Regions from separate parts of the Mus musculus genome. Here region 2 is linked to region 1. The links are chromatin contacts, found by Hi-C or POLR2A ChIA-PET in ENCODE. All regions are on one chromosome and are shown on one strand. The core of a region is the stretch at or near the end of the contact, and the rest is flanking DNA. Distances in the headings are between cores, read along the strand shown.

Region 1 (3,896 bases), core at 1,004-3,503:
ATTCCCAGTTAATCTTCTCTGCTTTGTGGGTCAAGATGTAAGCTTTCTGCTACTGCTCCAGTGCTCTACCTGTCGCCTGTCTGCCTGCTGTCATGCTCCCTGCTCTGATGGTCAGGGACTCACCCTCTGAAACTATATAAGTCACCAACAAACTTTCTTCTACAAATTGCTTTGGCCATGGTGTCTGCACAACAGTAGAATAGTAACTAAGACAGGCGTATATGTCATGATGCACTCTGTAGGAAATCCAGGGCTTAGAAAGAACTATTGACAACATTAATTCTTGCTATCTGGTTAATATTTTTTTTAATCCAGAGAAAAAAGTTTAATCATTTTCACCCATTATGGTTTCTAATTTAGTATTTGGGGGATGACCAGTTACTTAGAATCACTTTTAATTTTTTTCATTTTACTCGTCTATTTTTTAAAATTTAATTTTTAATTTTTTTACACTCCATATTCCATTTCTTGCCCTCCATCCACCCTCCATCTGCTCCACATCCCACATCTCCTCCCCACCCGGCCCCGTCTCTACGTGGATGTCCCCACGCCCCCCCACCCCCACCCCCACCCCGACCTCTAAACTCCCTGGGGTCTCCAGCCTGTTGGGGGTTAGAGGCATCATCTCTGAATGAACACAGACTGGGAAGTCCTCTACTGTATGTGTGTTGGGGGCCTATATCAGCTGGTATATGCTGCCTGGTTGGTGGTCCAGTGTTTGAGAGATCTTGAGGGTCCAGATTGAGACTGCTGGGCCTCCTACTGTAGAACAGACCCTCTTCTCAGCTTCTTTCAGCCTTCCCTAATTCAACAGGGTTCAGCTGCTTCTGTCCATTGGTTGGGTTCAAATATCTGCATCTGACTCTTTCAGCTGCTTGTTGGGTCTTTTGGAGGGCAGTCATGATAGGATCCTTTTTGTGAACACTCTATACATAGCCTCCCTCAGTAATAGCCCTGGGGCCTCCCCTTGAGCTGGATCCCACTTTGGGTCTGTAGCTGGACCTTCTTTTCCTCAGGCTCCTCTCCATTTCCATCCAGGTAATTCTTTCAGACAGGAACAATTATGGGTCAGAGGTGTGACTGTGGGATGGCAACCCCATCCCTCACTTGTTGTCCTGTATTCCTGCTGGAGGTGGGCTCTAAAAGTTCCTCTCCCTACTGTAGGGTGTTTCATCTAAGGTTCCTCCCTTTGAGTCCTGGGAGTCTCTCATCTCCTTTAAATAATTGGCTTAAGTGGTTATTGTTATGACACAGAAAGTTGCCAAAGATAAGCAAAACAAAAATTTTAAATGTCAATTAATGGCCTATTTTCAAAATATCTAATGATCATTTTGATCTGCAGAACAGGAAGCCCTTTAGGAAGAAATGTCAACCCTGGCCCCTGCCTGAACATTTGGAACGAAAAGTTTTTGTGATTCTTAAGGCAAAAAGATTTTAAAATTTAATGAAATTGATTTCTTCTAAAACCTCAGCACCACTAGCACCATACCCTACACTGTATTAACGCCTATTACCGATCGCTTGGATAGAACACAACTCTTACATTCTAGGGCCTTTTCCAAATCAACAACTAAAGTCCATCCCATCTCCTGTCCCTAAATACTAGAGTTTCACACTAACAGAAACGTATACTACTGAACACCAACAGCCTCACCACTTTTCTGACCTGGCGTCAATTACAACCGCTCAAAATTCAAATGCTTTTTTACTTTCTGTCATCAAGGTACGTCCATCCTAGTGTACTTTGTAAACATTGATAGTTAGGTTTCAGCAGATTGTGAGTCAGTAAGTAGAAAGTACAATAAATTATGCCTATCCAATAAACCCAAAGTGTACTCAACTTGTTCTTCTCAGAAGGACATCCTCTACCTTAAAAGCTAGGCAAAGCATAGAACTTTTTCTCTGGAGGACTATAATCGCAACATAATAGAGACGATCATAAAGCAACATTGAGAGTCTGCCTTGCCCTGAATTATAACAGATAACTCCTGCATCCCTTGAACTTACTCCACTCTGGTTTGTAAGTTTGCAAAGTCCACAGCCAGAGCAGAGAATCAGTCGGCTCCGGCTTCCCACTCGAAGACGCAGGCGGAAACCAAACGCCAGGGCATCCCCGCCCCCCAACGCCACGCCTCCGTTTCCTAGGTGACTGCCAAGCACTCCGTGCATATCCGGTTCCGAGTTGCGTATTTCGCACGCTCTGCGTATGACGCAGCACGTTTTTATATAAAAGCGTGCGTGCGGCGCAAGCCCGTTCTCTTCCCACGGCTGCAGCTCAACATGGCGCCGGTGAGTGCGCGCGCGTGTGCGGGGCTCGGGTATTACAGGTAGCTATTGCGTCTAGCGAGCGGGAGCGCCGCAGGAGAGAAGGCGGTGGGAAGAGAGTCGGCCTGGCGGCTCGACTGGGACGATAGAATCCGGGTTGCGGAGCCGTCCGTGAGTGCCGTGCGGCCTGCGCGGCGGGAGCCGGGCCCGCGACTAGCTTAGTATCGGCGGGCGCGGTCGGTCTCTGGGCCTCTGGGTTTCTCCATGGCCTGTGGTCACCCTGTCAACGGAAGAGAGCCTAAGTGGCCAGGTCCGCGGTTGCAATGACGTTAGCAGTTTGAAGAGCGTGGTTTAAACATTTGGAAAGTCACTATAACCAAAATTGTTAAAAATAAGGTTGCTGAGTAAGGATTCAAAACTGAGTGACGTCTGATGGCCCCATCGGGACTGCCTGTTCACTGCACGGCAGTGAGCGAGTCCACCCCGTCATTCACTCAAATGCCAGTTCCGGGTTTGCGATAATTGGAGGGTGGTGAAGGTATTATTAATTGGTAGCCATTTAGGTGACTCTGTTTGGACCAATTACAATAAAGCATAAAGAGACCCATTACCCTAAAAATGGTGTTTTAAGTTCAGATAAAACTTGAAAAGCACCCAGGTGGGTGTTTTAATTTGAAATTGGAAATAACATCAGTTACAGTAGGAAGCAGTTCTTCATAATCAAGCAAGATTTCTCTACTAAAATAAGCTTACACTTGGAAGGTACTTAACTGGAAATGATGACGTTTCATGGGAATTGAAACATTGGTTTAAACCAAGCTAATGAGTAACCTTTACATAGAGCACAGGCTCCTTCAGGTGTTGGTCAAGTCTGTGTATAACCCATTATACCAGATGTATGCTGAGTTGGTAATTTTTTTCTTGGGAATTCAGTGTCTAAGCTGAATAAACTGCTTTAATGGCATCATAATTATGTCTAGCAGAAAGACAAGAAGCCTAAGAAGTCCACCTGGAGGTTTCATTTGGACCTTACTCATCCAGTAGAAGATGGAATTTTTGACTCTGGAAATTTTGTAAGTGTCTTACTGTGATTGCATAGTTGTTGGCATTTAAATGTAGTACTTGATATTAACCTAAGCTGTGCTCCTAGGGTACCTTCCCTAGTGACCATCTAGGGTTTCCTTCCCTAGTTTTGCATTCTTTCTGTTTGAAAATAGGAACAGTTTCTACGGGAGAAGGTTAAAGTCAATGGAAAAACTGGAAATCTTGGCAATGTTGTTCACATTGAACGCCTGAAGAATAAAATCACAGTTGTTTCTGAGAAACAGTTCTCCAAAAGGTCTGTTCTTCTGTTTTTACGTTGTGGTGGGATGTCTCGTAGGCATTAGTCTGCGAAAATGGCTGTTAGTCTGTTTAAAGGTGTTTGCATATGAGTCAGGATGACTCTTGCTGTCTATTTCATTTCATAAATGGGGAATATTAGTATATTTTGAGTCAACAGACAGCAGATTTCATGGTGTGTTGTACTAGGGGGTTGAGAGGCTGCTCTTGTCCTGGTTGCTTCTTAAAACCAAAGTCCTAGTGAGTAGGAGTTACAAATGTGGCAGTGCGTGTTTTCATGATAGGATTGA
Region 2 (3,648 bases), core at 919-3,418, 3.9 Mb after region 1:
GAACCCTGGAGAGTATGGAACAAATACTTGATTCTTCTTCGGCCCAAAGAGGTATTTTTTTAATAAATAATTTCTTTTTTAAAAGATTTATTTAGTCATTTTATGTATATGAGCACACTGTACCTATCTTCAGACACACCAGAAGATGGCATCGGATCCCATTACAGATGGTTGTGAGCCACCATATGGTTGCCGGGAATTAAACTCATGACCTGTGGTAGAGCAGTCAGTGTTCTTAGCTGCTGAGCCATCTCTCCAGCCCCCAAAGAGGTATTTTTAATTCTAAGGTTTATTCTCTTAAATTCATGAGAGATCTTGCAGATGGTATTGGTAAAGGATATCAATCTGTAAATCCATCAAACTTGTAAATGAATTGCTAGATATTTAAATGATAGTGGTTTAACTGTACTACTATATATTATAAAGTAAAATAATATCTCTCCAATTTTTCATTATTGGAACCATAGTACTTATACATTTATCATGTATATATCTATTTGAGGCAGGGTCTTGCTATGTAGCCAGTATGCATCCCTTACTGGCCTGGAACTCACTATGTAGACCAGGCTAATTTCAAACTCACAGAAATCCACCTGCCTCTGCCTCTTGAATTCTGGGATTAAAACTGTGTGCCACAATGCCTGGCTTGGAACCACAGTCCATAATAACCTATCAGTTTTATTTAGTCAAACATGAAAACATGACTGGAAATAGAATTGTTTTGGGGTGCTGATCGGCAGTGAGCACTGATCATGGGGACCACAGTACACAGCACTGAGGCAGGCTGTGTTAGGTGTTGCATACATTGAGAAGTAAGCAACCCCTCCCACAGGTCACTTGGCAGTAATGTGCTCTACATCTTAACCAGACACATCACCTCAGGCACAGCTGTGAATAAGCTTGGCTATGCTCCAGTAAAACACAGCACAAGGTTTCTGACATGGGAGTATCATAGTATTCTTAAAACTGTTTTTGAATCATTTAAAATGTAGTAATACACACACGGTGGCATGTGCCTATAATTCCAGTACAAGGAGGCAGAGGCAGGAGGATTACAACTTGGAGACTAGCCTGGCCTACACAGTGAGACTTTCTCTCAAAAAACCCAAATCCAAACCATCACTGTCAGCTCACAGCACACAGTGTCAAGTGAACGGGAGAGCATTTTCTTACTAGCGTTATTCCTGAACCTATGACAGACAGGTCAATTCCTGCCACCTTAATGGCAGGGAAATGGATGAGAGTTTATTCAACCCACCTAAGGTTACAAGTAGCCACTATGTAGCTAGACCCTAGACACTTCAATTTAAGCACTGCTACCAGGTACAGAGCTACATTACACTTGAGCTTTGGAATGGCAGGACTGGTTTGGGCCTTTGGTTATATAGATCAGGCTATCTAAGGCCTAGAGAAGCAGAGGGACAAATTGTTGCAGTAATTTGGGGTAAGAAAAGACAGTGTTCTGGGCGACACTGATAGAGATGTAGACTAAGAACAGTAGACACGGATTGGGGAGGTATTTACAAATGGGTGCTTCCTTGAATAGTGCTCCACTTGCTTGGTGAATGATTTTCACAGAAATGAAAGAAACTGAAGTCATGATTTTTAAATGCTATCTAAATCTAGCTGGAAAAATGTACTGTCTTTTAATATAAATAGCCATTGTTTAAAATGATGGATCCTATTATTATATCTGATTTGCTGATTAATTCAAAGTGAAGTGCACATTTCTTTTTCAAGTATAAATGTTAGTTGAAGTATTTCTGCTTAAAAAAAAAAAAATTCCGAATTCATCACAATCAAAGGCCAGGGATCTCTCCCAGGTAACTAACTCAAGTTCCAGATTCCTTGCACTCAAGTTCCTTTGGCTCCTGGGGAGCAGCCATCCTTTAGAACCAGAGCGGTTGATGGCCTGAGGCAAGCCTCTTAATTCCCAGTACCTAATTAACTCACTCTCGAAACCCGGCCCACTCCTGCACCAAGCCCCTCCCACTCGCCCGCCCACCTAAGACTCCTCCTACTCTATTCGCGCGCGAAGCACAGCTCCACCCACTCCCCCCGCCTTGCTCCTGGAAGCTCGGTCCACCCTACCGGCCGCTCGCGAAGCTCCACCCACCTCACCCGCCCGCGAAGCTCCGCCCCCTCCTGCCCGTACCCCAACACCTTCCCTTCTTCTGTCGCTTCTCCCTCTCCCTGCCCCTACGGATGCCTTCCATTGGCTAAGACGGCTAAACCGCGCGGGGATGCAGCAGCGCCACACTCTGATTGGCTAATGACTAAGCCGGACCCTTTGTCATTGGTTGATACGAGAAACCAGCAAGAGTGGCTGTGCAGCGGGCGTGCGGCCGCTGCTTTGTTGCCGGAGGGGGCGGCGTTGGAAGTTGCAGGCTTGCGGGGCCGGCGTTCTCAGGGAGAGGAGTCACGCCGCTGTTATCTTTCGTCCGGTAGTCTTCGGCCAGTCCCCGCCAGACAGTAGCCATGAGCGGCGGCGTGTACGGCGGAGGTGAGTGAGCGCAGCGGCGCCTCGGGGCGTGCGGACCGGAACGACCGGCCTGGTCCCTAGTCGCTTCCGTTTCCCTCCGGTCCTCGGCGGGCCCTTCCGGTCTTTGGACGGTGCTTCCGGTCCCCGTATGGGCCACGGCCTCTCCTTCTCTTCGGACCCGGGCCGGCGCGCAATAGGTTTCCGGCTTGTCCCGTCGCTGCTCCGAGATGGCCTCAAGGAAGGGCCTTGGCGCGTCTTACCGGCTGGGCTCTGATGGCAGTCCCTGGCACGCCGGGTCCCTCACTGTACCGGTTCCGCCGCGCGTTGGTCCCGGGCAGCTCGCGGAGGTTCCGGGCCCCCGGGGTTGGCACTGGGTGCGAGTGGCGCCCGGTGTTGCGGCTGCTGCTCTGGGTCCTTCAGCAGCCACTACAGCCTGGACATCGTTCCAGGCGTGCTCGGTCCCCAGATGAGCGGATCCCTGAGGTACAGGCTGCAGTTCTCCTGTCCGGCTGGGCGGGAGCCTTTTCTAGATCGGCGATAACGAAAACAAGGCTTCTAAGTACTGTTTTGTTTAAGAGTAGTTACCTAGTTAGAGACTCTCCTCTAGGGGGGATGTTGACAGGAGATGGTGCTGCCATCCCTCACGTTAACGAAGAAAAAAATATTGGCAAGAGTTAAACAACCAGCTCAAAGTTTAAAGACTCGTTGTAAATTGGGAGCAAATTGCTTCTGGGATGAGGCAGGGGTATTCCTTTCTCTGCCGTGTACAGGTAACACGCACCCATCAAGAGTTAAATAGTATCCTCACACTAACAAATCTATATCTGCATTGAGTCAGTAGATCTGTGCCCACTCATTTTAACTGCTGTGTAGGGTTTTCTGAGAATAAACTATAGTAGTTTCTCTAGGAACGGTAGTCTTTTCCCTGGCAAGAAGTGTGACAGTAATAATTACCGTTAGCTAATATTTATCGGCTTATTGTTTGTCAGCACTGTAAGTGCTTTATACATTAAAACATTCAAGGCATTTAGTCATCCTATCCTATGAGGTAAGTATTAAATACATTTTTCGGATTAAACTGTAGCAGAGAAGTTAGTAAATTACCCATCTCACATAGTGTATTAGTCATTTTTCAGTTGCTGTGATTAAAAAAAAAAAAAAAACCA

The links. A loop is a pair of places that touch in the nucleus more often than their neighbours do. ChIA-PET counts read pairs that join two places held with the same protein, here RNA polymerase II (POLR2A).
Region 2: a map of heart shows a loop between it and region 1 (9-fold over the local background). The contact joins the promoter of Actl6a here to the promoter of Rpl22l1 in region 1. A Hi-C loop is called at or near these places in 2 of 37 maps with a recorded cell type or tissue (T-helper 17 cell and heart). POLR2A ChIA-PET finds 5 or more read pairs at or near these places in 1 of 5 experiments (Patski).

The regions. Positions count from the first base shown.
Region 1 is chr3:28,803,255-28,807,150 of GRCm38, forward strand. Rpl22l1 (ribosomal protein L22 like 1) reads left to right here and starts at 2,254. Exons shown (of 4, transcript NM_001347226.2): 1 at 2,254-2,289; 2 at 3,249-3,338; 3 at 3,483-3,604. The coding sequence starts at 2,281. It overlaps Gm32950 (predicted gene, 32950), which reads right to left and starts at 2,097. Exons shown (of 3, transcript NR_166194.1): 1 at 2,008-2,097.
Region 2 is chr3:32,706,378-32,710,025 of GRCm38, forward strand. It overlaps Actl6a (actin-like 6A), which reads left to right and starts at 2,169. Exons shown (of 14, transcript NM_019673.2): 1 at 2,169-2,503. The coding sequence starts at 2,479.